Regions from separate parts of the Homo sapiens genome. Here region 1 is linked to region 2. Evidence: chromatin loops called from intact Hi-C (ENCODE). Cell type or tissue: dorsolateral prefrontal cortex. All regions are shown on one strand. Each heading gives the region's core, and the rest is flanking DNA. Links, peaks and the distances in the headings are about the cores only. Region 1 has its middle 37 kb from the start of ASIC2-AS1. Region 2 holds the start of ASIC2 (acid sensing ion channel subunit 2).

Region 1 (15,947 bases), core at 4,678-9,677, 230 kb before region 2:
CTGTGTTAAATGCTTTGCAGAAATGATTCTGTCTTCTTCTCTTGATAACTGTGGCATATACATATCATTAGTCCCATTTTACATACAGTGAAACTGAGTTTCAGGGAAGTTGAGTAATGTGCCTCAATGCTGGAGTCCAAATAAAACCCCAAACAATCTGTTGTCTAAACTATTGCTTCTCAAACTTGGAAGTGAATGAGAATGAGCTAGGGGTCTTGCAGATTCTACTTGAGTAGTTCTGGGGTGGTGTCTGAGATTCTGCAGTTCTGACAAGCTCCCAGGTGATGTTGATGCTGATGCCGCTGGCCCAGGGAGCACACATGAAGAAACGCGCTCTGTACCATCCTTGGTGGTTCTCAGCCCCAGGTGTACCACAGAATCAGCCAGGGAGCTCTTAAAATACATCAGTGTTTGGTTCCTACCCCCTGGAGATTCTGATTGGACTGGAGTGAAGTGGGGCTCGGGCATCACTGTATTTTAAAAGCTCCCCTACAGGGCAGTCAGGGTTGAAAATAATTGCTATACTTTTAACTGTCCTTTTTAAAGCTAGTCTTAAAAATTTAGTCCAAACCCAAGATGTCCCCAAAGTTCACTCCCCTTGTGGGAGCCCCCAGCCAGTTGGATTCAGCCTTGGAAGCTGACTCATTTGGCCAAACTCTCTATTATTCTTTCCTCCTGAACTGTCCTGGAGTTTCCTGGCCACTTGGCTCTCTTACTCCCTCCAATATTGTAATCCCATTGAATCGGAGCCTGCCTCTGTCCTCTTTTCCTCACCATTCCCTGAGCAGCAGGCAGAAAGGCAGAAGAGACATCCCCAGGGCTATTGATGCCCAGGGAATTCACAAGGTGGCTATTTCTTTCTTAATTAAGACCTTCGTGACGAGTTGCTGGTATTGGACCAATTAATCAGCTCTCTGAAGGCACAGGGGAAAAGCAGCAGCAAATAGGGTGATTCATGCAATGGTTTCTAATAGTAAGAGGGGCTGCAACTTGGCTAGATGTAGATGGAAGGGAGGCCTGAACAGAGCAGCACGGCTAGCCTTGCCTTGTCTTTTGCTTTTTTCTTCCCTTTTTGAGTTGGATGCGGGATGATATATTCTAAAGGCCACCTTTACCCAAGCATTATTCTCCCTGCCAACCAATCCCCTTCACCAGCCGCCATTATCTGTCATCAGAGACAAGACAACAGAAGATAATAGGAGCTTCCAATTCATGCTGCTTCTTTCTTCCATTCTCTGGGGAAATTATGTCGAAAATTTTTTTCATTGACTTATTTATTATAAGTGTAGAAAATGAATTGCTTAAAGGTTTGTGGTGGGGCAGCCCAGTTGCTATCAGGGTTGTTGGTGCTCTGGCTGGAGGGAGAGTTCCAGGGGTCTGGTGGGGTGTTAATTAAATGGATTGGCCTCCCTTTTTCCCCACAGGAAGCCCATGTGATGGCCCCAAGCTTTGTCTCAATTTAAAACAGAAGCAGTACTGCAAGTCCACTGGCTCCCTGCCTCACCTGTCCTATAGGATCACAGCTGGAAACCACACACACACACACACACCTACCACATACACGGGTCAGCCAGGCCCAGGTTTGAATCCTCCCTGCCACCTCCTACGAGGGCGTGGTAATGACACTTACTGGCCCTGACACCTTCTCACCTTGGATGCATTGCTTAATTGTTTGAGCATGACTTCTTCTTGGGGTTACCAAGGCATTGGGTCAAATGAGCATCTGCAATACAGTAGGGCCTCCATGAAGTTCCATCTTCTTCCTCCTCTTCCTACAGAAAATGTCAAAGCGAAAGTGGCCTTAAAGATCATCTAATCCAGTCCTACCCTCTGTCCAATGGGAGTCAGAGGCCTGGATTGGGACAGTGATTTGCTCCAGGTCTCTCAGTGAGAAAGTGGCAGAACCAGGCTCCATGACCCCCTATCCAGTTCTTTCCCCCTCACCACACAGCCTCTCTGTACCCTGATTAACAGATGTACTTCATTTTAGGCACATGTCCCTAAAATGAGTGTGTAAATGCAACTCTGGTAAGCCCACAGATACCATGCATGTGTCAGGGGGTTCTCTTTAAAGGGATATTCCTGATATTCCCATTGTTCACGATGACCCTCTTTGTCAGAGTTTGTTGTTTTTGATTCAGTTTTTCCAAGTATGATTTCCATAAAGTGGGACACACAACACCCCACTCCTGGTCATTTTTCACCCACTGGAGCACTCTCCTCTGCCACCCTGATGTATCTCATTTAATCCTCATGTGGAAGGGAAAGGAACCACGTGTGTTCCTTTCTTCTCAGCCCAGAGTTGATTAGGCTTCGAGCAAGGCAACTACTCCAGAGTTGGTTTCTGGTAAGAGTCACTTGGTTTCAGCTACTTCTGAGAGTCCAGTGTGGAACATAAAGCCTTTAGCTGTTGCTTGGTCTTTGAATGGGTTTAGGGCCCTGATTCTGGCTTTCCTTGAAGACTCAGGTAAGAAATTCTCTTTCCTTAGATCTGCCCACTGGACAGTGCACCCTACTGTCCATCTCCTCCTCCCTGGCACACACATCTGAAGAAGAACAGTATTTCTCCTTCCTTCCTGCACCAGGCATCCACATGCATTCTCTATTGTTAGATCATAGAAGGAAGTAGGCACACAGGGCGCCCAGCCCTCCTGCACAGGTAGCAGATGGGGGCTCCGACCAGAAACATCCTGAGCCAGCCCAGCATCACCCCCGAAATATAAAATGACTAGCTGGAAAATAGAGATAATCTGTCTCAATTATGTGCAAGTTCAGCAAATTAAGGCCCAGCATGAGGAATCTGCCTGTGTTTTGATTAGGGAACAGATGCATTCGACCATGAGGAATTCTTACAAAGCTTCCTGCATGGACATCAGATCTGGCCTTTCCAGGAGACACAGTCACAGAACTGTTTACAGTGGGGAATCTGGGGTTTTCTGGGGAGGGGAGGAGAAGGGGTGGGCAGCCCAGGTCTGGTTGGCGGACTTTCCATCTCTCAGATGCTAGGCAAGCAGGGTCTCATAGCCTGCCCAGAGTACCACCAATGCCCTGGCTGTATAAGGGCCTGATGAGGGCAGCAAAGGCAACCTGGCCCTGATGATGAACAATCCAGCACCCATTCTTAGTGAGTGCCTACTCTGTGTTGGGCATAGGTTTGAGCTAGAACGTATAAGAGAAACAAGTGGAGAGAAAGCCCCAAAGAAAAAGCAGAAGAGCCTGGATCTGTCAGACTCAGCTCCGGGGGACATGCTGGGAGATTGGGAGGTGGACTCCTGGAGCCAGAAAGAACAGTCCTCCTTCCAAAGCAATAGAAGAGAAGGAGTCCTAGGGTGGCTTGATCAGAGTGAGGGAGACATGACTAGTAAGAATTAACCCCATCAGGATCATCAGGATGAATGACGTCCCCAGCACCTGACTGCTTGGGGTTTCATCCTCTGCTGCCCTGCAAGAAGAAAGAAAAGCGTCTGAGAGATCTCACTTAATGGGAATTCTAAGACAGGATGTTGCTCCAGAAAAGGCTGGTTGGGTACCCTCCACTTTCAAATCTACTATTTTTGCTGGATATGTGAAGTCCCTGACACATAAAACAGGGACTTGGTTCCTGTCATCTTAGGGCTCACAGTTTACTTGGGGCTGAATTCCTCACACTTTTTGGTCACCATATTATTCTAGGTGAAGGCTCGCAGAATCAGAATCTTCAGGAAGAGACTAGAGATTTGTATCTGTGAAGTGCAGGAAATTTTGACCTAGGACAAGAAGATACCCACGAGTGGAAAGATAACTTACAGCCTAAAGCAGGACAGGCAGTAAATGCTGTAATAGCTCAGTCAGAAGTGACCACTGATGACTAGTGGGGTCTGGGAAAGCTTCCTGGAGGAGGTGAGTCTTGAGCTGGGCTCCAAAGGATGGATAGGAGTCATAGGCCACCATCAGCCACCACCCATGTTGATACCACAATTCAAGCTCAGTAAGAAAAGCAAAGCTGCTAAGATACATAAATAATAAGGGATTTGTTACAGACACTTGACCTTCTGCTATTGTGGGAGCTGGTCAGTCCGTCTAGGTAATGCAGAGGTATTTGCATTTGATGCTGGATCTCCATGTCTGCAAGGCAGGAGGTAGGGAGGGGAAGATGGAGATAAAGTGAGGGATAACAAGGATAAGCCAGAACCCGTGAGCCCGAGCTGGAATTACACCAGGTTGGACTAAGACCCCTGTCAGTTTTATTGCTCTGACCTTGACGGTGAGGGTTTCCTGCAGAAGATAGGGTCCTTCATCACAGAACAAAGCTCACTCATCTGGCCAGGAGGCAGAGAAGCTGTAGATATTTCCAAGGGGTGGTGGAGTGGTAGCCTCACACAAACAGCCAGCAGCTAAGCGACAAGATATGTGAGCTACAAAGGGGCTGCTTCACTCTGCCCTCCACACCTCCCACATGACTCTCTCGTGTCCGCCCTACTCAGAAAGACCTGGTGGCAGGGAATGCTAGGAAGTGTTGCGCAGTCTAGCCATGTAGGCACACAACTCAGCCAGCATGCCCTCCTGTTCCATGCACATGACTGAGGCTGACTACAGGACTCAGTGAGGGGAAGGCAGCCCAAGTAGAGGGAACGTCAAGAATAAGAGCACAGAGACAGGAATGACACAGGTATCGGTGATGGGGGAACAGAAGAGACTGGGATTCATATTGTAGGTATAATGAAGATAGACTTTGAGGGTCACAAGGACCTTTGGCCTTTCCTGTGCCCTGGAATCACATTCCCAAGGGAGCTGCTGGGCTCCCTAGGCACTGTCTACACTCTCAGCTGGACTCACTTATGACTAAGTTAAATACATCTGGGAGGAAGCCCAGCGCTGTAATGTGCACCTGTAGTCTCTACTACTTGGGAGGCTGAGGCAGGAGGATCACTTGAGGACAAGAGTTCAAGGCCAGTCTGGGCAACATAATGAGACCCTGTCTCTAAATAAACAAACAAATAAATAACACTTGGGAGGCAGGTGAGTGGATGGAGGTGGAGGGACTCAAACTGGGGACCTCATTCTCGTGAGCAGCAGCATGACCCAACTCAGCTAAGCTGCCACACCAAGCCAGCACCTCCCCACCATCCTCGTTAGCCATATGCATATACACCTAACAAGCTGTGACACCCCCTCCCAGTGCACACCTCCGAATGAGTCTACACTTCACCCAGAACATACAGAAACAATACTGGTAAAAGACCACCTTTCTTGTTTTACATAAATTCTCATTTCCATCATACCTGTATGGGGAGAACTCATTCTCTCAACTCCAATCAAAGAGACCAAGCTCCCACTTCTGGTTCACAATTTGCTGGCTATGCAATCTTGGGCAAGTCAGCCAATCTCTCAGAGGCTTCATTTCCTCCTCTGTGAAATGGGAATAATAATACTTACCCTGACGATGTACTGGGAAGGCTAAAAAGGGGATTCTATGCACAGTGTCTCTATATAAGGAACCCAACAACGGTATATCAGCACATTCTGACTGGAGGGCAAAGAATTTGGAGGCAGGGATTAGCAAGAACTGGGCAGAATCTCAGAGGCTGAGCCTGGGGATGGTGAGAGAAACTCCTGAGCCCAGCCAGACTAGGACACCAGCATTGGCCCAGGGGCATGCTGAGTTGCTCCTGAAAGTGAAAGATACCTGCTCAAAGCTGAGAGGAGCTGGAGAAGGTTGAGGCTGACCCCTGAGTGTATGACTGAAAGAGACAAGAAGGCCCAGGGGTCATCCGAAGAGTTGATTTAGAGCAAGATTAGATCAATTTCCTGAGGCTATGCTATGGATGAGAACTGCATGGAGACAGCACTTACATCATGAGAGCAGGAACTTCCCCTCCGTCCCAGCTGTTCTGAGATTGCAGCCCAGTGAAGGGTGAGCTTCCCCTCCCTGGAGCTACATCAGCCGTGAGTAGATGACTAGTTGGTAGAGTGAGCACAGAGGGCCTTTCCAAGCACAGAGACAGAGCACAGAACTGGGTGTCTTCGAGATTATTTATAACAACGGGAAAGTGTCATTTTCTGAGTCAGTGTTCACATGGGAAGGGGAACCTGCCAGAAGCCAAGCCCTGTGCTAGGAGCCAGGAATGCATTATGCTACTTAAACCTCTAAGCAACCCTCTGCAGGAGGTTTTATGATCCTAGCCGGGCACAGTGGTTCACGCCTGCAATCCCAGTACTTTGGGAGTCCCGGTGGGTGGATCACTTGAGGCCAGGAGTTCGAGACTAGCCTGGGCAATATGGTGAAACTCCATCTCTACTATAAATACAAAACAATTAGCTGGATGTGGTGGTAGGTGCCTGTAATTCCAGCTACTCGGGAGGCTGAGGCACGAGAATTGCTTAAATCTGGGAGTAGGAGGTTGCAGTGAGCCCAGATGGTGTCACTGCACTCCAGCCTGGGCAACAGAGTGAGACTCCATCTCAAAAAGTAAATACATAAAAAATAAAGATGGCTTTGTGATCCTCATTTTAGAAATCAAGAAACAAAGTTTCAGAGGGGCTGAGTACTTTACCAAGATGACAAAGACAGTGAGTCCATTGCTGGAATTTGACCTCAGAACTAGGGTCCTTCATCACAGAACGAAGAGAAAAGAGAAGGGTCTTTTCCTTAAGACAGAAGAATCTGCAAAAAGAAGATTGAGGCCCAGCTCAGAAGATGGGTGTCCTGACACTTCTTGTCACCCACTTGCTGTGTAGATCACTTTCCTTCCTGCAACCTGGCTTGATCATGTGCTGATCTCTCTTGGGCTTGCGGTGGGTGGGGTAGGGGGAGCCAGGGGTTGCCCTGGCCTTTGTTCTGGGCAGCCCCAGGACTGCACGGTGCAGAGCGGGAGGCAGTTTTCAGGGATATTGCGATGCCACACGGCTTCAGTGTCTGTGTCTGCACTGGAGGTGGCGCTCTCGTGTGTCTGTTCTTGTGGGAATTCATGGCACCGCAAATAAAACTAACACTTGGATTTTCAAAACACTTGGATTTTCAAAGTTATAATCTAGGGCAGACAAGAATTCTTATTCCACAGATGAGAAAACTGAAAATCTCAATGAAAGAAACTGATAGTCACTGAGTCCTGTGAGGGACTCTTTACTGCGTCCTCTCACTTAGCACCCAAGGCAATTCTGGGAGACGGGAATTACTGTTCCTATTTCACAGATGAGGAAACAGAGGGTCAGAGAAGTTTAGTGAGTTGCTCAAAGTCAAAGAACTAGAAAGGGGCAGGATTCCAACCATGGTCAGAACTACTGCCAAGCCGCTGCCCCTACAAAGACACCTCAGGGCCCCCCACAGGTGGGCCTCAGCCCACAGCAGGAGCCGGTGGGCCTTCAGCTCACTCCTGCAGGGAAGACTCGGTTTCTCAGAGGAGTCCGAATGCTCTGCAAATGTAGGCCTTCAGGAACGGGGGAAATAATTCATTGACCCTTTAAGATTCAATATCATATTAGCAGGAGCTAGAATGGGGAGCAGATAGGACTGGAGGTTTGGGGGGCTGGTGGGGAGCCCACGAGGGGGTACTGAGCAGAGGGCACAAGGCTGCCTGGTAGGGACAGCAGTGACAGGAAGGAGTGGGGGGACTGACAAAGAAGTGCCATGGGTCAGAATTTTGCCATCCCTGACCCTTCCTGACAGGATGCTCCTCTATGCAGCCCCGGAACCCACCCAGCCAGCTGGCTTTGCTCAGCTATCCCATAGGCCAGGCAGCGGCTGCCCAGCAGAGGGCCCCCTAGCCCTGGCTGAACCACACTGCCCGCAGTTGCCAGAGGGCCTCCCTGCCCGCCTAGGTGCCAGGTGATGGGGGAAGGGGCCTGCCTGCCATGCACACCCAGAGGAACAGCCTGGGTCCCCTCTTGTCAGGTGTCTTCAGAGGCCCCACATCAGGGTTCTGAGGAGCGGGGATGAGGTTTTGCAAGGTATGGCCTTTGAGGGTAGATGATGACCGTGGGGCATGAATGCTGGGCTCCAGTCCTAGCAGTGCCATCAGGTTACGTGACTTGAGCAATTCCTTCCCCTCCCAGAACTCAAATCCACCCGCACTGTAGACTAGAAGATTCTCAACAGTCCCTCCAGCTCTGCCAGTCGGATCCAACATCTTCCTTGCCCATCTCTGCCAGACTCTCAGCAGGCTCTCACGGGACCCCAGCTGGGCTGTGCACCCTGCTCTGTGTACCCACTGGGAGAGACTGACTCCTTGGTCATGTGGCTACTTCTGTCTCCAGGACTTCGGGGGCGTTGGCCGCATCAGAACTGGGCCATCCCTGCCCTACAGTCACCATGGCTGCTGTACCTCTTGTGTCCCTGTGTGCCACACTCAGAGTGAATAACTGTCAGCAAGGCTGGCCCCGAGTGGCAGGCGCATTATCCAGGGGCCCTCTTTACCTCCCACCTCCCCCTGCAGAGCCAAATAATTCATTCAATTTCAGCTAATTTGCATCCTTCAAAAGATACCCCTTGGCCGACGACAGTGTTGAGCCCCTGCTTACCCAGCTCCAGAGGCCTTTATTTGCTACTTCTCCCGCAAGAGGCAAAGTGCTGTGTGGACCCAGCCCAGCCTGAGTCCCAAGTCCCGAGACCTAATCTGCCAGTTCGCCACGAGACTGCCTTGAGGTTATTGAACCTTGTCTGTAGAATTCCTGCCTGCCTGTTATGAAATAATAATAATAATTATTATTATTCAGACTCCTGGCTGCCATAAGCCAGCAATGCCAACATCAGTACCTTCTCTTCGAAGTTTTTGCTTTTCCAAAGTAGTCCAACATGATTCCAGCACCCACACACCCAGGCAGGTGAGGCAAGCATCCCCTAGCCTGCTGGTTCCACAGGCTTAACCCCAGGGCCTGAATGTCAATTTCAAAATACCCTTTGTCATTTCCCCCTGGGGAAGAGGCAGATTCCCAGAAACAGAACTCCCTGCTATCTCAGAACTCCAAGACAGGAACACAGGTGAGGCCCAGGGATACATTTGCTGTGAAGCAAATAAAGTTTTAAGCTTTGGGGCCGCTCACTTGCTCCTCCACCCTTCATAGCCCCAAGAGGGGCCCTGTCCGTGGGTAAGGGGATCAGCCAGACTGTGGGCTCACTGCCGCCCTCTCGTGGTCTCTCTCCAAACTGTCCCTCCTGAGGCTCCTTGTGTGCTGAACATTGCTGGGCACCAAATTAATACGACTGTACTGGACTGGGTGATTAATCCCAGGTGGCCATTCACCAAACTATCCTTCCAGCTCCTCGTGTGTTGGACATAGTTAGGCATACTAATTAATACAACCTCCCAGTTAACCACTGGACCAGGTATTCCTCTGAGTAAATGCTAGAGCATGGTGTAGCTGTGACAAACACTGGCCAAAGAGCGTATGTTCTGCAGGTGCAGACACAAGAATGAATTCGCGAGTGATTTTCATGCTTCCCCACTGACCCTGTCTTTCTGTCCCGTATCCTTGTTCATTCCTTTCTGCCTGGACAGTGTTTCTTCAAGTAGAACAGCTATACTTCTAATCACAACAGGATTATTACCCTGTGACTACAATGCATTTATTAATGACCCTCCCCCAAATCTAACAGCCAAAGAGGCCCCTGGGGAGGGGCCACAATAAGCCAGAATTCTCGTTGCAAAGATACCCTCTGCTCATAATCAGCTCTTGGATGGTAGGAATAGCAAGGAATGGCAATAATTAACACATGAATGTTTAACAGCATTTGTTTCTCTGATTCCTGGGCTGTACTGAACAGTCATAAAAATTGTTTTCTCTCTGAAGCATAAAAAATGTTCTGAAATCACCTGGTGCATTCACAGATGTGCTGATTAACTGTGGCCTGGAATGTCACAGTGACCACGACCCAGGCTTTGCTCTTGGTCAGTTGAAGTTCCTGGCTCACTCTCGGTTACAGCAACCTGCGTGGGTGGCCTGAAGTGAGGTCAAGTTTGACAGACGGTCTAGCAGTGCCTGGGCACAGAGATTATTCCCACTCTCCTTAAAAAGACCTTCCTTAAGGAGGCCTCCTCCTCCTCCCTAAGGAAAGTGCTAAATCCAGTCCTTTCCAAGCCCAGTGGTGGTGATTAAGCTGCCTACCTGCTCAAAATGCAGCAGTTTTTCCATGACAGTGAGCCGAGACCCACTTGTGCGCTGATTAACATGGAGACTCCTGGACTCTACCCAGAGAGTCTGATCCCATGAACCTGGAAAGTGGCATAGAAATCCAGATTTGAATAAAGCATCCCAGATGGTTCAGGTGCATGTGTTTGCAAAGCCTAGGTAGAGAAATACGGGGGTCATAGCTCGTCAAATGTCAGAGCTCAAAAGCTGCCCCACAAGCCCGAGGCCAACTGTGTTTAAGGGGGTGCTCAGTGGAAAGAGAGGAAAGGAGAAGGGTAACAAGCTGGGCGGCTTCCAGCATTCCTCCCTCACTTCCACCAGAGCCGCTCTGCTTCTATTTGTATAACGGAAGGGCCAAGAGCAAGGCCTTATGGCCTCCCTCCATGAGTTCAAGTCACTTACAAGCCGTGTGACCTTGGGTAAGCTACTTCACCTCTCTGTGCTGTGGCTGCCTCCTCTGTAAAATGGGATGATGATTAAAAAGAGTAGTTATCGGCCCGGCGCGGTGGCTCACGCCTGTAATCCCAGCACTTTGGGAGGCCGAGGCGGGCGGATCACGAGGTCAGGAGATCGAGACCATCCTGGCCAACATGGTGAAACCCCGTCTCTACTGAAAATACAAAAAATTAGCTGGACGCAGTGGCGGGCGCCTGTAGTCCCAGCTACTCGGGAGGCTGAGGCAGGAGAATGGCGTGAACCCGGAAGGCGGAGCTTGCAGTGAGCCGAGATCACGCCACTGTACTCCAGCCTGGGTGACAGAGCGAGACTCCATCTCAAAAAAAAAAAAGAGTAGTTATCTCACAGGGCCACTGTGGGATTAAATCAGTTAATGTGTCCAAAGCATTTAAGAACAGCTTTAGGAACACACTAAGCATTTATTCTTGCATATTAGCTTTCATAATATTATCTCATATATTGTAATGAGGCAGTAACATTGTATTCACTTTATTTGTTGTAAGGTGTAATTTGGAAAATGAAGGTGCTATTGTTTTTTAAAAGCCTCATAAGTAGTGTATCAGTCCAACCAATTCATTTTATGGATGGGTAAACTGAGGCCCCAGGGAGAGAACAGCTGGTGGAGGCCACACGGCAAATGGAAGCAGGAAAGGAACCCACCCAGATCTGATGGAGCTTAGTGCTCATGGTGCCCCAGCCCACTGCACCTGCTGCCTCCCTCAGGAAGTCAGCTCCAGCTGATGGCAAGTTTGGCCTTGCCCCCTGCCACATCATGCAGGGGCTGGGACTCCACCAACCTTAGCCTTTTTCAGAGCCCACGTGGGCAGCATTTCTCAGTCTCTCCTTCGCCCGCACTTCCATTGGCTTCAAACGCCATGGCTATCAAAAATAAGCTCACATCCTGGAGGTATCTGTTTCTAGAGCTTACTCTTAGGTTTCAATTTCCAAATTTCTACAGAGTTCAGGCGTTATTGAGGAGCTCAGGACTGATAGCCAAGAGGACATTTTCTATTAGCCCTTCTCCAAAAAAATCAAAAAGAGGCCAGGATGACACTCATCTCTTGCACTGTTCCTGCACATCAGAGGGGCAAATAGATATTTGTGTTCAAGAGGATGATGATCAGAGGCTGGGATCAGGACTGGGTGCCCTCTCTGGACTTCCAGGCCAGCTCCCAGCATGCAGCCTGCGGTCGTTACACTCCAACACATGGTTCTTCCTCCTTGTGTAGTTCCCACCCACATTGCAACAGGCTTGGTCTAGGCGACCTATGAAGGAAGTGATTATTATGTATTTTATTTTATTTTTTTATTATGCTTTAAGTTTTAGGGTACATGTGCACAACGTGCAGGTTTGTTACATATGTATACATGTGCCATGTTGGTGTGCTGCACCCATTAACTCGTCATTTAACATTTGGTATATCTCCTAATGCTATCCCTCCCCCCTCCCCCAACCCCACAACAGGCCCCGGTGTGTGATGTTCCCCTTCCTGTATTATGCATTTTAAAAGACTGTGGCCTCTGGCTTGAGTGCTCTCTCACTTGTGTGCATTGACCCTCAGAGTAGATTCTCCAACCCCAGTTAAGTCTTCAAATACTGCAGCCCCCAGCTGGCATCTTGACTGCAACCTCACAAGAGACCTCGGCTAGAATCACTCCGCTAGGCTACTCCCAACTCCTGACCCACAGAAACCATTTGTTATAAATTGCTAAGGTGTAGGGTAATTTAATACGCAGCAAAAGGCCAGATGCCATGGCTCGCGCCTGTAATCCCAGCACTTTGGGAGGCCGAGGTGGGTCGATCACTTGAGGTCAGGAGTTTGAGACCAGCCTGGCCAACATGGTGAAACTCCATCTCTACTAAACATACAAAAACTAGCCAGGCATGGTGGTGCATGCCTGTAATCCCAGCTACGCAGGAGGCTGAGGCAGGAGAATCACTTGAACCTGGGAGACAGAGATTGCAGTGAGCTGAGATCGCGCCACTGCACTCCAGCCTGGGCAACAGAACGAGACTCTGTCTCAAAATAATAATAATAATATGCAGCAAAAGGTATAACTAAGATAGAGGTTATGAGGGTTTGAGAACCATTTCCCAAAGCAAAGAAACAACATCTAGAAGAAAAGAGAGGCTTCGTTAACTACCAGGGACCCTGAAAAGAAGGGATAAGATGTCCTCAGACCCATGCGGCACCGATACATTCTGATGTGTGAGGGTTTTGACAAAGGAGCCAGAGATGAAAATCTGGATCCTGCCCTAGGGCAGTCCATTGTCTATTGAAAAAGACAGACAGGAAACAGGAAATCAAACCCAGTGTAATAAGAGCACAACACCTAGCCCAGGCATGGGAGGGAGGAGGGTGGTCAGGCAAAGTGTCCCAGAGACAGGGACTCCTGATCCATTTACAGGCACTGAGTACTAAGCCAGGCACCTCCAAGGAGACAAAATAGATAAAGCCAAATCCCTGATGTCAGCGAGCTCACATCAGTTCCCAACACCAGTTGTTCCGTTGTACCCAACACCAGTTGCACACTAGACTTACCTGGAAGTGTTAATAGCACTAATAAAATTCCCAATGTCCAGGGTCCACTCCAGACCAATGAAATCAAAACTTCTGCCTGAATATCGGCATTTTCAAGTCTTTCTAGGAGAATCTAATGTGTAGTTAGGTTGAGTGCCATTACTGTAACTGAAGGAGCAACAACAGCATCACCACCCCTCCTCCATACACACACACACACACACACACTCACACTCACAAACACACTTACAAACACACATTCACACTCACACTCACACACACACACACATACAAACACACACACTCATACGCTGTGATTAATAACTTTGGTAATTTCTATGTGAGTGATGCAAACTGCACGTTCTGGTTGTGTGTGAAGAAGGAAGGCAATGTGGGAGTGGTGGTGGCCTCGGGAGTATCTTTCAGCACATCTCTGCAGTTCTGGGCTCCACCCAGCTGGACACTGCGCTCTGCGTTCTTGTTTTGTTTTGTTTTGTTTTGTTTTGTTTTGTTTTGTTTTGTTTTGTTTTGGAGACAGAATCTTGCTCTGTCGCCCAGGCTGGAGTGCAGTGTCAGGATCTTGGCTCACTGCAGCCTCAACCTCTCCAACTCAAGCTACCCTCCTACTTCAGCCATCCCCCGCCCCAAGTAGCTGGGACTACAGGCGCACACCACCACGCCCAGCTAATTTTTGTATTTTTTTTTAGAGACCGGGTTTTGCCATGTTGCCCAGGCTGGTCTCAAACTTCTGAGGTCAAGCAATCCATCCACCTCAGCCTCCCAAAGTGCCAGGATTACAGGCGTGAGCCACCGCACCCGGCCTCTGCATTCTTCAGAACAGGACGGAGGTCAGGACAGGAATAGCAAGCCAAGTCCGAGAGTGGGCATCTGGGACTATTGAAGCCTCAGGATTGGTCCTAGGAGCCACGGGCAGGGCTAAGCTTGCAGCTAAGGATCCAGTAGCCCCAGCCATGCGGGAAGGAAGCAGAAGCCGTGGGTCAGACAAGGCCTGGAAGAGGATGAGTAGCCTTAAAAATAAATAGAAGGGAGGAGAGAGGCACTCAAAGGCACTGGACACTCTGCTAACACTTCACATTCCGTGTCTTGAGTTATTCCTACTAGAACACGTGAGTATTCTCATCTCCATTTTACAGAGAAGAAAACAGGGCTGAGAGAGGTTCAACCCATGGGCCTGAAATACCCATAGGCCATGGAGTGAGTTTGGTGCCAGAGCTGTGCTGAATAAACCAGGCTGTGAATGTCCATGGCTGCCTCAGGGTCTACTTCTGAGGCCCACCTGAGCGCCCCATAGGAAGATCCAGAGCCAGCCAAGGCTGGTTGGGAGAGACTAGGCAGGGCTGGAGTGTATGGGTATGTCCTGGGAATCTAGAGGGGTTTGGGACAGAATGTGCTCTCCTCCTCCATCCCCTCCCAACCCCAGAGCTTCAGGAACAGCGACGGAGCAATTCCTCTGCCCTGTGCACTTCCCTCCTTGCCCCATCCACCAAGTGCCAGCTAGGCAGCTATAATTCATGATGGATCCATTCATTCTTTTACTCCTTTATTCACTAAATACTTACTGGCACCTATGACAGGCTGGGCACATATCCGTGGACACAGTACAAAAGAAAGCATGACTTCTCAGGCTGTGGTGCTGAGGGCTGGCACGGAGTTTGGCAGGAGGTGAGAAAGAACATCTGGGAGAAAGGACCGAGGTCCTGCTTCCAGGGGATAACACGGGATGACTCCTCAAGGCCCAGCAGCTTCTCTATGGCCACACAGCCAAGGGGCCGAGAAAGTCAGTGATTTAGAGAGTGAGCAAAGCCATGAATCAGGGAAGAAGGTGGAGTAGCCCATGAGGTAGAGGACAGACAAGGCTGCCTTTCCAAGACCACGTGATCTTTTTAAACTTTAGAATCCTAGTTCCTAGCAGCACGGTCATAAAAGTCCTTAAATGATCTATTGTAATGGTATGGGATCCCATTCCAGAAAAAGATCCGTAATTCTTGGTCACTGGGGAAATGCCCTGGAAAGATCAATAAGGGCAGGACAGAAGTCCAAACAGGTGGCTCTGAAATGCTCGGAATGTAGGAGTCCATTTGTCTTGTTGGCCTCCTGTCCAAAAACAATGCTTTCCCTCTACAATCCCCTCCCCTTTGGCCTGTTCCTAATTCCTCCCACATTCCCCCCAAATTTCTCAATTTTACCAGTTAGGAAGGCAAGGACCGCGATGAGGTTGAGGGGGGTGTGGAAGAGAGGATGGGGAGATGGAGGAAGGAGAGGATCAGCAAGGCAGGGCCATGAACGTGTGCTTCTCAGTGGTGCATTTCATTTCAGTTCATTGGGGCCTTGCTGTGTCATGCACAGCTAAGTCCCTTGAAATCCAGGGCCTCAGTTCTCTCATCTGAAAATTCTGAGTCAGGAGTGGCAGGTGGTCAAGATTAGGCTAGAGCATGCAGCATGAAGGCAAAGGTTCAGAGCCAGAGAAACCTGTGTTTGCATCCAGTTCCCAGCTGTGTACCTGAGAAAACTGCCTACAGCTGGGAATTGTCTTCCATCCCTGCCAAATGGGAGTGATGTCTACCCACGAGGTACACGAGGTTCCATGTGTCATGCCCCCAGCAGTGTGTCTGGCACAGCTGGTGCTCATATTCATTGATCCGATTATGTGAGGGCAGTGTTGGTGCCCTCCCTACACCTATGATGGCGTCTAAGGTCACCCCTGAGCTGGGGGCTGGAAGGGGCACAGGTCTGTGCCTAACAGAAGGCAGCCTCCAAACAGCCCTGAGCAGATGTGACTTCCAGCTACAGATGGGAGTGAGCCTTCTGGGAAGGTGCCGCCTTTGAACCTGGGCAAGGACAGGA
Region 2 (15,947 bases), core at 5,690-10,689:
TCCAGCCACCTTAATTAAGGTCTGATGCTCTAGAGCCAAACTACTTGAGTTTGAATCCCAGCCACAGACTAGTCACTTATCCACATTCTGCCTCAGTTTCCTTTCATGTTAAAGAGCTATAATGGTGGGACATACTTCATAGAGTTGCTGTGAAGATAACATGAGTTAAGTCTGGCCAGGCGTGGTGGCTCACACCTGCAATCCTAGCACTTTGGGAGATCGAGGCAGGAGGATTGTTTGAACTCAGGAGTTCAAGACCAGCCTCGATGACATGGTGAAACCCTATCTCTACCAAAAAATACAAAAAAAAAAAAAAATTAGCCAGGCATGGTGGTGCACACCTGTGGTCCCAGCTACTTGGGAGGCTGAGGTGTGAGGATCTCCTGAACTGAGGAGGCGGAGGTTGCCGTGAGTCGAGATCACCACCACTGCACTCCCGCCTGGGCAACAGAGTGAGACATCATTTTTTTTTTCTAAAATAAATAAATAAATAAATAAATAAATGAATAAAAAGAATGAGTTAAATCATGTTCACTGAGCACAGTGCCTTACAGATAATGCTCAATCAATGTCAACTATCAAATATCATTATCATCCTCATCATCTTCATTATGTCAACTTCTCAGTGACCAGGGACAAGTCACTAAACTTACCTCAATTTCCTATCTTAGTTAAACTGCATGCTCGTTAAGATGACTTTTTGCACTAACACCTTCTGGTTCTCTCCCTGTTATGTTTTACCCACTCTAAATGTTAGTTACAGAAACTTCTGAATCCTAAACTGGATCTCTCTGCCAACCAAGGCATGTTTGGACCATCTTCCTAGACCAAGAAGAGCTGTGTGCTTAGGACATTCAATTGCGTGTGTTATAATTAGCCTGAGAAAAATATGACAAGAAAATTAAATCTTATGCAAATACACAACATAATGCACTTCAGAGGCAAACAGAAATATCTGCATAACCTGCTGTTTAAGATTATCCACATGAGAGCTTTCATCCATTAGGGTATCTAGCAAAGGGTTAAGGGAAAATCTGATCATAAGATGACAAGCTTGTGTACCACCTTGTCATAGGACCTGCTGTCCTTTTTGGATGGGAAAACAGGATAATGGGAAATGAGAAGTTAAGGAAAATAACAGAAGTTGAAATGAGGTGCCAAAGGAAGGCAACCATAAACTAGCTGAAAATACTGAAAAAAAAAAGGTGTGAAGAACATGAAATACAATTACTTTAGTCAACAACATTCACTGACTGCAACCATTTGTGTAGAAAAAAAGGGCATATAAAGACTATGTACACTTATGTATATTCATAAAGTATCTCTAAAAGACCACGCAAGAAATTGATGGCTTTGGGAGCCTCCAGGGAGGAAAACTGGGTGGCTGTGGGGGCTGGGGATGGGGTGGAGAAACTTTTTACTAGATACTCTTTTGTGTTTTTTGAAACATGTGAATATGTTACCAATTTCAAAATGGATTCTTTTTAAAGATCCTCTCATAGGGTGAGCAGAGAATGAGTTAGAAGTTGGAACCTGGATTCTGGTTGTGCCCTTTATCAGTATCAACCGGTGTGATTTACAGCAAGTCTCTCCCAACTCTGGACCTTGACTTCCTCCGCTGAAAGTGAAAGGGTTAAATTATATTTTATACCCAGCTCCCACTTCACAGGGTTCTCCATTAAGCAGGGACCACAACGCTTCAGCCACACTTCCTCCAGCCCTGTGGAGCATGAGCTTCCTAGCTCCTTTTACTCTGGACCTGGTCCTTCTAGCCCACGTTCTTTCTTTTGGTGGTCATGGCCCCTTCTTTGACCTCTTATACCTGGGAATTGCTTGTGATAGAAGAAAGGGAGCTGAGAGCTTGAAGTCAAGTAAAATGAGAATGACTAAAAGGGCAAAAAACCACTTGGTGCATCTAAAAAAGACCCCAGAAAAAGAGAGAATTAGGTGAGGCCAAGCGTGTACAAAAAAAAACAGAGTGAGGGAGAAAGGCAGTGGAGATGCTGAAGCACATGAAAGGAAGGAAGGAACAACAACTCCAGTGCCAGTTCCATGGTGGAAGGAAGGGAAGGGTGTAGGAATATCCATGTGCAATGAGTAAAACCGCAGGGGAGAAGTCCTCTCTCTCCTTCCACCAGTACAGGTGTCCCCATCATGACTCCTGGACATTTGCTTAGATGCTATAACACTGGCCACCTCTAGGGCCCCACATGCCACCAGTAGCATTGACTGAAAGGTATCAGATGGCTCTGTTCTGTTGCATTGGTCTATAACTCTGTTTTGGTACCAGTACCATGCTGTTTTGGTTACTGTAGTCTTGTAGTATAGTTTGAAGTCAGGTTGTGTGATGCCTCCAGCTTTGTTCTTTTCGCTTAGGATTGACTTGGGATGCAGGCTCTTTTTTGGTTCCATATGAACTTTAAAGTAGTTTTTTCCAATTCTGTGAATAAAGTCATTGGTAGCTTGATGTGGATGGCATTGAATCTATAAATTACCTTGGGCAGTATGGCCATTTTCACAATATTGATTCCTCTTATCCATGAGCATGGAATGTTCTTCCATTTGTTTGTGTCCTCTTTTATTTCGTTGAGCAGTGGTTTGTAGTTCTCCTTGAAGAGGTCCTTCACATCCCTTGTAAATTGGATTCCTAGGTATTTTATTCGCTTTGAAGCAATTGTGAATGGGAGTTCACTCATGATTTGGATACCATCTCACACCAGTTAGAATGGCGATCATTAGAAACTCAGGAAACAACAGGTGCTGGAGAGGATGTGGAGAAATAGGAACACTTTTACACTGTTGGTGGGACTGTAAACTAGTTCAACCATTGTGGAAGACAGTGTGGTGATTCCTCAAGGATCTAGAACTAGAAATACCATTTGACCCAGCCATCCCATTACTGGGTATATACCCAAAGGATTATAAATCATGCTGCTATAAAGACACATGCACACGTATGTTTATTGCGGCACTATTCACAAGAGCAAAGACTTGGAACCAACCCAAAGGTCCATTAATGATAGACTGGATTAAGAAAATGTGGCACATATACACCATGGAATACTATGCAGCCATAAAAAATGATGAGTTTGTGTCCTTTGTAGGGACATGGATGAAGCTGGAAACCATCATTCTCAGCAATCTATCACAAGCACAGAAAACCAAACACCGCATGTTCTCACTCATAGGTGGGAACTGAACAATGAGAACACTTGGACACAGGAAGGGCTTGTCGTGGGGTGGGGGAAGTGGGGAGGGATAGCATTAGGAGATATACCTAATATAAATGACAAGTTAATGGGTGCAGCACACCAACATGGCACATGTATACGTATGTAACAAAACTGCACATTGTACACATGTACCCTAAAACTTAAAGTATAATATAAATAAATAAATAAATAATAAAAAGGTATCAGAGAGCACCCCTAGCTTCAGGCAGAGTTGGAGAGAGAAAAAGGGAAGAGAAGAAGAGAAGGGAAAGACAGGAGGGGAGAGGGAGGCAGACTGACACAGAGCCACGAAAACTACAGAAATAAGACCAAAAAAAAAAAAAAGGCAGAGAAAGGGGAAAAAAGAGATTGATTTAGGGTCACAGTTACCCCCACAAAAGCCCATGTGCCTCATAACATCAATAAACTTTATTATTTATTTATTTATTTATTTATTTATTTATTTATTTATTTATTTTGAGACAGGGTCTCACTCTGATGCCCGAGGCTGGAGTACAGTGGCATGATCACAGTTCACTGCAGTCTCGACCTTGCAGGCTCAGGATCCCCCCACTTCAGCCTCCTGAGTAACTAGAACTACAGACGTGCACCACCACATCCAGGTAATTTTTTGTGTTTTTTGTAGAGACAGGGTTTTGCCATGTTGCCCAGGCTGGTCTCAAACTCCTGAGCTCAAGCAATCTGCCCATCTTGGCCTCCCAAAGTGCTGGATTACAGGCGTGAGCCACTGCACCTGGCCAGTGAATTTTAATATTAAAAGTAATGTGGCTCTTATCACCATTTGCATAACAGCCCTAAAAGAAAGTGCATACAGCATTCTAAGCAGCACACCAAGAACCCATCATTGCTGTTTCATCTCTCCACCCACCACCTCCATGAAATTCCTGAAGCAAGGGGACGGTCAAGAGCCCCCAACCACCCGCAGAAATATCAGGAGCTAGAAGTACCAGATCAAGAGTAAAAGGGTTGGTAGGCTTATACTCCACAGGGCTGGAGGATCACATTGCGAGGAGATTCACACCCAAGAGCCTATCTCAAGAGCAAAAACTACAGGAGAAACAGTTGAAGGAACTGGTGACATTTAGCCTGGAGAAGAAAGGATGGTCTTGAGGACTTCACTAGCAGGTGGACTGCTAGACCCCTTTCAGCATCAACGTGCTCTGATTCTATAAAGAGTTTGAAGAGTTTCCATGTGAAAGAAATACCAAAGTTATTTTTGTGTGGGTCCCCATGGATAAATTAGGAGAAATGGGAGAAATTCACATGGAGACAGACTTCAATCTGATGAAAGGAAGAAGCTTTAAACACAGCAAGATGTTCCAGAATAGAATTGATTACACTGTCACTGAAGGAATGTATTGAACGGATTCCTACAGTGGGCAGGAAGGAGGCTTAGGTAGTATCTCAGATACTTTCCAATTCTGAGCCTCTGAGTAGCAGGTAAACAGGAACACTGAGGGATCCAGTGAAACCTGATCAAGCCACACAAGTGTCAGCTCTGAAAATTGTATTACAAAAACAGAAAACCGTGTTCACTTACATTGATCTCCCCTCCCAACAGATTCATTTAATGAGAGAAAACAGCTTATCAGTGGTGGTGGTGGTGGTGGTGGTTATACCCCAGAATGAGGGCAGGCTGGCCAGAAGACTTTCCTGCCACTGCACACAACATCACACAGAATGCCAGAACACCAGGCATGGTGAACAGATGTTTCAGAGATAAACAAGGGAAATTTTCCTAAAAACTTATGATTGGCACATCACAATGCTAAATGCTAATTTCTTGGTGGAGAGGTTATGTGGGTCACCCCTGTTCTGCCTCATGAATTTGTTTTTCTGGCCAAGGGAGTCTTCCAGGATGGTAACACTAATCCACAGGAGCTATTGTGTCCAAGTACCTCTGAGAACTGAGGCAGCGTGGACTAGGGCTGGAGAACACAGGGATGGAGTGACTACCTGGGCAAAGCCTGCTCTCCTGACTGGTAGCTGTGTGGCTTAAAGTGAGTAACTTAACCTCTCTGTGGTTAAAGTTTCCTCCTCTTTAAAGTAGAGAAAAAATGGTATTTGCCTCATTTTGAGGATTAAACACTTAGAGCATGTATGATACTTGTTTTTAGTGTAAAACACTTACAGGAGGCCCTAGCACTTAGGAAGTCCCACATTTATATTATTATCATAATAATATAATTTTGTAAGGAAGTATGATGGAGGGGGGAAGCCCTGCACTTTGAAATGAGTTAGAGTTGGATTCAAATCCTGTGCATGCACCAAGGATTTGCATCAACAATGGTAAAAATAGCCAGGCATGGTAGCACACTCCTGTAATCCCAGCACTCTGAGGCTGAGGCAGGAGGACAGCTTAAGCCCAGGAGTTCAAGACCAGCCTGGGCAACATAACAAGACCCTCATCCCTAAAAAACAAATAGTGTATAAAAAAGGCCAAAATACCTCCCCCGCAGAGTTGGAGTGAGAAATTAAATAACATTTATTTATGTGCCTAGTTCTGTACCTGGCGTATAGTAGTTGTTCAAGAAATACTAGCTCCTTTTTCCTCTTCCCCGGTAACAGTGTTTCATCAACGTGCTAGGTCACTGTGCTAAGAGGTAGGGATACAAATATGAAGGAGGTGTAGTCCCTGTCTGCAAACGGGTCATAGTCCAGCAGAAAGGCTTGGACACAAACAATGATAAGGGCTATCCTAGAGGTATCAATCTTCCAAGGTATGCTGGGATCATAGGAAAAACATGACCCAAGTTTGTCTGGGAGAATCAAGGAAACCTTGACCTAGGAGGCAATGCATAAGCTGTGATTTGAAGAAAGAACAGAATTTCACTGGGCTGGTCAAAGAACTGGTCAGAGAAGAGGGTGGGAGTATTTCAAGTTGCATAGAGAATGTGCTGCATACATGTGCCATAAAGAGAGCCATCAATCATTGCTTGGAGTCACTAGCTGCCCGTGTGTCTTTCTCTAGATTTCTGTGTCAAGGCCCCTTGAGGCCTAAGCAGGATACCCCTCCTCTCCCTGAAAGAGCTACCATCTGGAGAATTCACAGGAAATCCCATGGCAGAGAAGACAGTTGGTCAATCAAAAGTAGCACATGTACATTTCAAGGGGGAAATAGCTAGGAAAGAGCAAGCCCACAACAGCTGAACACATCAGAAACCCAAAATGTTTTAAAGGCTTTTATAAAATAGAGCTTCATGCCACTCCAGATTTATGATGCTGGAAGATGGCACATGCTTGTCCTGGTTGCTTCATCAGTAACTGCACTGAGGTCACTAGGTCACCCCACCTTGGCCAAGACACGGGTCACTGTGGCATTTCCAGGACCCTTGAGACCAGGCTGGGAGCACTGGAGTATGAGCCTTTGGTAGAGGCCCCAGTACAGCAGGCAGCTTCAGAACCCTCCCCTCAAAGCCAGCAACAGACATCTTCAAGCAACCAAACCCAAAGCAAACTGTCATCAATGCCCAACTGCAATAGCTTTTTCCCCAGATGAGTGAGAAGGGTTTCCAGGTGTGTGTGTGTTGTGTATATGTATGTGTGTTGTGTGTATGTATGTATGCAGTATGCATTGGGTATATATGCATTTAAGTGTATATGTTGGTATACATGTATGTTCATGTATATGTGTGTTGTATGTGTAGTGTGTGTGTGTGTTTGTGTATATGTGTGCTTGTACATGTGTGACTGTGTGGATGTATGTATGTGGGTGAGTGGGAAATGAGGGGCTCAGAGGTCCTCTTCTCCAGAGACCAGATGCAGGGAGTCATCACGCTGTAAGGGTGCCCTCAGGTCAGTGGGGAGGGAAAGCCCATCCCAGCACTGCTTCTCTCCTGCTTGGAAACCCACAGCTCATTCAACAGATCTGGCCAAATTGCCCCTAATTCATCATTACAAAGACGGTAAAACTCCTCTCCACACCCAAATCTCTGCTTCCCCAAGCCTCCTCTCCCCAAAGGATACACACGTTGGTCCTTCTTCCACTGGAGCATCCTCCCACCCTTGGAGTCCCTTCACACTGCCTCCACCACCAAATTCTACTCTCCGGATAATGTCTGGAAAACCCCTTTATCTCATGGAGTAATGGGGCTCCAAGTGTTCCCTGTCCCAGCAAGGGGAATGGGAAAGATGGAGTCTCCTGTCCCTGGAAGTCCTACTCCCCCTTCCCACCCTCTTGGAGAGCTGTGCTTGGCAGACTGGGCCAGGGCTGAGCAGTAGGCACTTCCAGGGAAGGGGCTGGGACACACATGGGATGTCCCTAAGAGGCTGAGGGGAGGATTGTCGCACTGAGCCTACCCTGCTCGCAATGCCTCAACACACATACTCATTACATACAACACATGCACATACACACACACACAAAACACACCAACCACACACCACATCTAGAAACCCTGATATCCATCCACACATCAACACATGCATTTCAAACCCAGGACTCACTAAGTGCACACATACACACACGGAACATACACGTCACCATAGACACTACATCCTGCATGCACCACACTCTAATGGCCACAGCACGCCACCCGCAGACATGCTCACATTCAAGAGTTTCACAGAAATGCCCATTCACACATACACAATGCACATCCTACGCACACCCAATACTTGGCACCACACTCGCAATCGTGTTCAAATGCCCACACTACACAGCAACTCGCTCTCTCTACAGCCCATCTCACACCCTCAGGAGTCCTCTCACCCCTGTCTACACTGGGGCCACATCAGCACAATGGTTATACTACTTATCTCTCCCACAAGCCCATACACCTGAGCACATCTGTACAGCGCATCCCCATCCCGCTCCCCACCACACCCCACCCCCGCACCCGGCCGACTCCAGCAAGAGGCTTCCCGCTCGGTGTGCAGCGGCCACAGTGGCCAGGAATTAAAATGCAGCGAGGAGGAGCCGGGCGCGTCAGCACCGCGTCTCCAGGAGCGCACGGCGCTCACGGCCGCCGCCGCCCCGCCCGCCCGGAGCCGCGGGGCCAGCGAGCTGAGGAGCAGGTGCTCGGAGCCCAGCCGCGCCAGCGTCGCGCGGCCGCTGCCCAAGTTCGCCTGGGGCCCAAAGAGGGTTCTCCCGGGCAACCGGGGAAGGAGCTTAGCCGGCGTCACGGCCACCGCGAGCTCGGAGTCTCGAGAGGAGAAGGGCGCGCGGAGCAGCGAGTCCGGGTCACCCCCGGGAGGTGTTGGCGGGTCCCCGCAGTCCCCAGCTCTTGTCGCCGCGGGGGCAGAGAGAAGACGCGAGAGACAGCAAGGCTGGGCTTTTCTGGAGACGCGAGGCACCTGGGAGAGCCGAGGCGAGAAGCGACACTTCCCTGCGGCTAGCATCCTTGAAGGACCCCGGCGGCGAACAGCCTCCCGCAGGACGCCCTGAGAAGCTCTCAGCCCCAGGCGAGAGCGGGCGCCTGGCAGGACTTAGGCGCAGGACTTGGGGAAGCCTAAGCAGGTCTCTGCCGAGCGCAGCCCAGGGAGCAGTAACAAGGAAGGGTCCTGGAGGGGAAGGGAAAGAAGGCGGCAGCCGGCAAGGCGACCACTCACCCCCGTACACACCCACCCCGCCCGCCCAGCCAGGAGCCGCGGTGCGCCTCTGGGGGCGCTCGTTCCTTGGCGCCTTCTCTCCCGTGTCCCAGCACCGCTGGGCTACGGGCCGGGCTGGTGGGGTCCCTGGGGATGTCCAGATCAGGCATGGTGGCCGAGTGGCCCTTCTCCCAGGACCAGCGTAAAAGCTGGGGTTAGGCGGGGCAGGGGGGACTCGGCTCAGGGTCCCCCGAGGTCCAGGACGAGGGAAGGCGGGCGCAGCACCCAGGGACTGGAGAGGCGGCTCCCAGTGGGACCCCTCCAGAAGTAGTGCCGGGCGCCGGGCATCCTCCAGGAAGACCAGGGGCCGGGAAAGCCTGGGAGGCGCTCGGGAGAGGCCACTGCCAGGGGCTGCGGGCTGAGGCGGCGCTCAGCCCCGGGCGGGCGCCCGCGGAGGCGGCAGCGGCGGCGCCGGGCGGGCATGCCGCGCCACCGGAGCTCCTTTCGGGCGCACGCTTCCCTGGCGCGGGCTGCGCGCGGCTGCCGCTGCTGCTGCTTCCACTGCTGCTGCGGACTCCCATGGCGGCTCCGCCCGGCCGGGGCCGCCGCCGCTGCCGCCAGCCGCGGGCTGAATGAATGAGCCGGATTGGCGGAGCCGGGCTGCCCGCAGCCGCGCTCACCGGCCCGGGACGCTTCCGCATGGCCCGCGAGGAGCCGGCGCCCGCGGCGTTGGCGGCTGCCGGGCAGCCCGGGGGCGGCAGAGGCGGCGAGCGGGCGCTGCAGGGGCCAGGGGTCGCCCGCAGGGGGCGGCCATCGCTGAGCCGCGCTAAACTGCACGGGCTGCGGCACATGTGTGCCGGGCGCACGGCGGCTGGGGGCTCCTTCCAGCGGCGGGCGCTGTGGGTGCTGGCCTTCTGTACATCCTTCGGCTTGCTGCTGTCCTGGTCCTCGAACCGCTTGCTCTACTGGCTCAGCTTCCCGTCACACACGCGGGTGCACCGCGAGTGGAGCCGCCAGTTACCCTTCCCCGCCGTCACTGTGTGCAACAACAACCCGCTGCGCTTCCCGCGCCTCTCCAAGGGGGACCTCTACTATGCCGGCCACTGGCTCGGGCTGCTGCTGCCCAACCGCACCGCGCGCCCGCTTGTCAGCGAGCTGCTGCGGGGCGACGAGCCGCGCCGCCAGTGGTTCCGCAAGCTGGCGGACTTCCGCCTCTTCCTGCCTCCGCGCCACTTCGAGGGAATCAGCGCCGCCTTCATGGACCGCCTGGGCCACCAGCTGGAGGACATGCTGCTCTCCTGCAAGTACCGCGGCGAGCTCTGCGGGCCGCACAACTTCTCCTCCGTGAGTTGCCCTCCGCGCGAACCCGCTCCCTCTGCGCCCCACTCCCCGGCAGTCAGGAGGCCTGGTGTTCCGCCCCCTCGGGGCTGTCCCCAGGCCTCTTGCAGTGTTACCACTCCACGATGCCAAGGCAGAACCCATTCTTGGGTCCCCTGAGTCTTCTCCTGCAGGTTGTGGGAACTTGGACTTAACTGTAGGAGGAGTCGCCTCCCACCAGTGGGAGCTCCCCTGTCCCAGCCCCTCCTTCCAGTGTCAGCCCCCAAAGCCCTCATTCTACTCCTTATGGTCCCGTCTGTGAATATTAGTCAGCCTCCTTCTTCCCGACCTCAACTCCAGGCCCTCAGGACTCCAAGAAACTGCTCTGTGTTTGGAGTGTAGATCTCTTAAGTGCGGACTTCTTGTCTTTGGGAAAACCAATAGACGGCTCTTAAAAAAAAAAAAAAAAAAAAGGAAGCGCTTGAAAAATGGATCATCAGGGGAATCACGCAGAGTCCCTAAGCAGGCCTACGATCCGAAGCAGCTTATGTCTTCAAAGTTCCCAAACACTTAGAATCTAGGAGAACTTGTGAGGAAACTCCCAGAAAACCAACACTGAAGCTGTAGACAGTTTGGTGGGAGAGGCAGCAGCATGCTTTGGCTACTTTTTCAAAATGCAGGAGTCTTGAGCATCCAGCGGAACTGAGCAGTGGTGCGCCAGGGTTGGGCCCTTCACCTGGCCTCCGTCCCCCATAAAATGTAAGTGTGGGTCTTCTGGTCTGGAGGATTGCTCCGGAGTTGAGAAAGCATCCTAGCAGGCATGTGGATGCAAACAGCCGCGGCCAGGAGAAGCTGTGCTTAGGGTTTGTAAACCATTTGCTGTGCCGGTTCCCCCACGCTGTGGGTCTGGATAACGCAGCTGTTGGACAGAAGGTATCTGCCTTGTGCAGTCTGCCTTGGAGGAGTTCTGGTGCCAGGCCCCAGCATGATGCATGCCTGTCCAGCCATTCGTGTGTAAATGTCCCTTAGGTGGGTTTGGGCTTTTCCACTAGTGCAGGGAAGGTTGGTGTGTGTGTTTATTGGTAGTGCTATGATGGTGATTTTACCAGATCTGATTCATCACTCCTGAGATCCTCATTTCTGACAAAGCTTTTTTTGGGATGGTAAAGAGATGCCACGGTTCCAACAAGTGTTGGCATGATGCCGGTCAGACCAGGTCTCTCATTGGCTGATTGGATTATTCCTTGTCTAGGAAGGCAATCCTGGCTTCAATCTTGTCCTGCTGGCTTTGCTTTAAGCTTGTATATTTAGTAGCCCTGAATTATCCACTCCGAAAACATTCCTTATTTCCTGAGATTTTCAGCTGGCTTTTAAAGAATATCTACCTGATGGCTCCCTGCTTTGGCAAGTAGGAGATGCTGTTAACATATGCTTCTAAGTGATTTCTTCCAGGACTCCAAGCACAATTCTGAGTTCCACGAAGCTGAAGGAATGAGGGCAGCGATCTCTTGTTGTTTATTGTTTTTTTTGCTGATCACTAATTAGCAGCCTCAAGAGTTAGATTAAAGTTCAAGGTTACATCCAAGTAGCAACAGGCCCTCGCTCCTGCTCCAAGTTTTACAGCATGGCCCATCAAATGTAATTCTGAAAATCTGACTATTGCTTTGCAAAGTGTGTGGAATTGCATTCTAACAGCCACTATGCACTTTTGATACTCACCGCAGCCCTGCGTTAATGAGTTTTATTCCCATTTTTAAAATAAGAAAAATGAAGCTCTAAAAAGCTGTCCAATGCTCAGAGCCAGCAAGTTCAAAGTCCAACTTTGCATACCACTAATTGCATTACACAGAAACCACAGGTACCCTTCCTCTCTGACCTTGGGCCTCTCTTCTCTCAGAGGACTTACACAGGACTCTTGCCCTCTCCCCCACCTCTACTCCTAGGAATCCTGTCCCTCCTAGGAGCTGGGAGAGTGGAAAGTGGAGCCACCCCATGTGGCCCAGGTCATCAGAGTCTTGGCAACATGTCCCTGTGGCATGCAGAGGACACAGTCCCTTCAGGAGCCACCTGACTTCAACCTCTGCAGCAGGCATGGCCATGAGTTGTGTGGGTCAATTGTTAGGGAGTTGAAGACAGTAAGGTCCTTCCCACTGGGGCACACCCTTCTCTTACCTCCCTGTACTCTGAGTCCCTGCGTTTGAAGAGTTTGCAGGCACACACACATCCAAGCAAAAGTATTACCTCCATTCCCCAAAGGTATGTGTTCCTGGAGACTCAGGTGACCCCTAGTGGCTTCCTATCATGGCCCAGTCCTGGGAGTATCCAGCCCCTTAAAGTTGCATGCTGTAGGTTTTTCCAAGGACCTCAGAATTAAAGGCTTCACCCCTCTGTCTGTAGAAGCCAGAAGCTATTTCAGGGAGCCCCAAATATACAGCAGGCCTGTCAGGAATATTTTCCTCTAACCACACTGCCTTGTCTCTAGCCTTTGTCATCTTTGATGGAGTGGCACCAAAGTGTAGTGGCTGAGAACATGAACTCTCAAGCTGCACTGACTGGGCTCAAATTCTGAGTCTACCACTTACCATGTGCCCTTGGGCAAGTGACTTAATCTCTCTATTCTTGAGTTTCCTAAATCATCTAATGGAGATAACAATACTGTATACACCATATTAGTTGTGTGTGTGTGTGTGTGTGTGTGTGTGTGTGTGTGTGTGTGTGTCAGAGAGAGCTCTGAAAACTCTGCTGAGCTCCTATAGAAATGCTTCCTTTCAATCACATCAGCCTCCTAACTGGTCTTTTGGCCTCAAGCTCTGTCCCAGCCAACACCCTGCATCCCATTGTCTGCTTTACAGCCAGAGTAGTCTCTAAAGCACTGCTCAAAGCACATGGTTTCCCTTCTTCAAACCTTTCAGTGGTTCAGCTGTCCTCAGATTAAGACCTGAGCTCCTCAGACCCTCCACCTGGTCCTGCTTTATTTCTTGCCACACCCTCCCTCATACCATATACTCAAGGTCTACAGAACAGCTCCCAACAGCTGAATCCCTGCTCCTCAAGCCCCTCTGCTTGGTTTGGTTTCCGCTGCTGCTGTAACTCCCCTTTCATGCTGCTTTGTCTGCCTGGGGGACACCTGCCTGCTCAACAGGCAGCTCTGGGGTTTCTCCTGCTTTGGAGCCTTTCCTGACCACCTGCTGCATCTATGCCACATCACCAAACAACTGATGCCTTCCCCTTCTTGCCCCTCTTCCACCCTGTTTAGATGTCAATCCTCACACAGGCACATGTCATCACACCTGTTAGACTGTGCCTGTCTCCCCCTCCAGACCAGAGTAGGAATCATATCTGATGTACTTGCTGCCTCCGGCACCCAACAGACAGCTTGACAAGTAGTGACAGGAAAGGACTGGGGAATGCATACCTCCATCAGGTACCCCCAACATTCCCTGTTGTCTTGTGTAGCCTGCAACAAGGCTCCTGGCTTAATTCCTCTAGAGAACACCAGTGAAATGTATTTCAGTGAGAACCAGGCCACTTCTGGGCATTTATTCCTTTTGGGAACAGAGAAGGGAAAGTAGAAAACAAGATGCCAAGCACTCCCCAGACACCTGTGCTCCCCAATCCTAAGAGGACTAGAGCAACAGGTGAGAGATGGAGTTCTAGAGGAGGCCTTTGGGGGGAAGTGCCAGCTGTCCCTAAGTCCCATTTCAGCCAGTTAGTCCCATGGTCTGGAAAGAAACCTGGCAGGGGAGGGGGGTGTCTGTTGGGTCTTATCCTCTAGGCCCACTCGAGATGTGTTTAGTTGCAGCTCCTCTCTTTGTTGCAGCTGTGCAAGAGTTAATCTCTCAGCAGTCAGATAAAGCAGCTTGGCTTCTGAATGCCTGTGTTGTTTCCCTGGCATCAGCTGTGGACTTGAGCTCTGCACACTCTGGCCCTTCTGGGGTTTCCTGGGCCAGAAGAAGGGAGCCTTCCCAGTAATTGGGTGGGATGCAAAACAGTGAGGCAGAGCTATCTGAGCACTGGGGCTTTGGAAGAAGAACCAGGGGGTTGGAACAGAAACCAACAGAGGCCAATCTGAGGTCCTCTGCAGGAACAAGGAGCAATGGCTCTCTCTCTGGCAGATGGCATGGTTCAGGGGAGAGTGCCAGGCAGACCTCAGCGTGGGTCTTTGGTGCTGCCATTTCCTAGCTCTGTGCCTTGGACAGACACTTTGCTCCATGAGCCTCTGGTAATAATTCCTGCCTCGGAGATCTGAGGTGAAGATAACATATGAGCAATAACTGGCACATGCCTGGACAGCAGTAGGTGCTCAATATTCAAGAGCCATTATCATAATGTGGATAAAGTGCTCAGCTCAGTGTCTTGACATCTGATGGTAGCAGTTGCTATTCATATTTACTATAGTATTCATAGTATTCATAGTTACTATTCATAATTACTATTCATATAATTATCATATCATATTATGACCACTTACCTGAGTAGAGATATATGCTCATTTTCTCATTTTCCAGTTCATTCATTCAATCGACCAATGTCTCTTGAAGGTCAACTATATACTAAGTTTCTGTACTAGCTGCTGGGGGGTATAAAATTAAATAAGGCTTGGTACATGCCCTTTGGGAGCTCTCAGTGATGTTGAGGACAGAGGTGTGTGAATAGATACCAGGAGCGTACAGAGGTGCTGTGTGGGCTCCAAGGATCAGACTGGGGATCTTCGATGGTTTATTGGAGGAGGTGGTATCTCAGCTAAATCTTGAAGGATAAGTAGAAGCTCCAAAGTAGAAAAGGAGAGAAAGAGGACTTCAGGGTGAGAGGACAGGAGTCCATTGCAAGAGTTCAGAGACATGAAATAATGAGATTGAACACATGCATTCTAGGCCCCGCGCCTAGTTCAGGGTGGCTGGAGGGAGGGACTGGATGTGCTGAGATGGGAGCTGGGCTGAGGGGTGACGATGCAATTATGTAGTGGGTGCCTGGAGACCAAACTAAAGTTTTTGAACTTTGCAGCAAAACTCTGACTTCTTTCACTACTGGTTGTTAGACTGTGGAGAGAGACCTCATCTGTGTCCCAAACACCCCAGCTGCCACCCTGTTCCTAACTCTATGAGAAGCCACTCCTCCCTGCACCCTTCACTATTGCCCAACCCCCTCTGCAAGAGTTAACCTTGAGTTCAGATTTTGGACCACTCATATGTACTGAAAGCGAAGAAAACAGCATTTAGTTTCATCACATTTTGTCACATCAGACAAGCTGGCTGCTACTTGCCAGGACAGAAAGCAAGAAATCATTTCAGCAACATATTGTTTAAAATCAGCTAACTCTGTTGAAATGGCACTAGGCCAGGCAGTCCAGTAGTTGGGAGGATGGATAGCTTTAGGGAATCAAGAAAGATACTTTTGTCTTTAGAGAAAGAGGAATAAATAAGCTAATACATGTGAGGTGCTTAGACCCATTCCTGGCCCTAAGTAAGCACTCAGGAAATGTGAGCTATTTCCATTATTATGACTTGCGGTGAGAATTTTGAGTGAAGGACAAAGGCAAATAGCATTGGGCAGCTGTGATGTGCCAGACTCTGGCTGGGCATGTTTCATGTCATCTCAATTCTGTGCAATAACCCTGGAAGACTGTGTGAAAATCTACATTTTATAAATGGGTGAACTGCAGTGCTGGGAGCATCTGTAATCCACCTAAAGTCACAGACTCAGCAGGTGACAAAGCTTGGGTTTGAACCCAAGTCCTCCTGACTGCAAAGGTACATGCACGTTCTGCAGCTGCATGAGGAAGGAGTCCATCAGTAGGAGGCAGGGTGTGTCCTGGGAAGTCCAGCCCAACCTCAGCTTTGCCCTGGCTAGTTGAGTGACTTTGGTTTC

The links. A loop is a pair of places that touch in the nucleus more often than their neighbours do. Peaks named below come from ENCODE experiments on the same cell type or tissue, not always from the same donor. Only the 100,000 strongest peaks of a DNase experiment are listed, where the experiment ranks them.
Region 1: it touches region 2 in a loop (13-fold over the local background); 7 of 110 quality-filtered maps call a loop at or near these places.

The regions. Positions count from the first base shown.
Region 1 is chr17:33,513,771-33,529,717 of GRCh38, reverse strand. It overlaps a transcript of ASIC2 not described here. Among named protein-coding and RNA genes, the nearest start is that of ASIC2-AS1, 37 kb to the left of the region's middle. In dorsolateral prefrontal cortex, for the core only: CTCF peaks have their summits at 7,560 (motif pointing right), 7,759 (motif pointing right), 8,915 and 9,115 (motif pointing left); DNase peaks (open chromatin) are centred at 6,047, 6,903, 7,754 and 9,097; H3K27ac peaks cover 1,406 bases.
Region 2 is chr17:33,285,567-33,301,513 of GRCh38, reverse strand. It overlaps ASIC2 (acid sensing ion channel subunit 2), which reads left to right and starts at 8,219. Exons shown (of 10, transcript NM_183377.2): 1 at 8,219-10,106. The coding sequence starts at 9,399. RefSeq lists a silencer at 9,022-9,192. In dorsolateral prefrontal cortex, for the core only: no CTCF peak of the experiment used is centred there; DNase peaks (open chromatin) are centred at 7,781, 8,133, 8,889 and 9,907; H3K4me3 peaks cover 2,081 bases; H3K27me3 peaks cover 3,695 bases.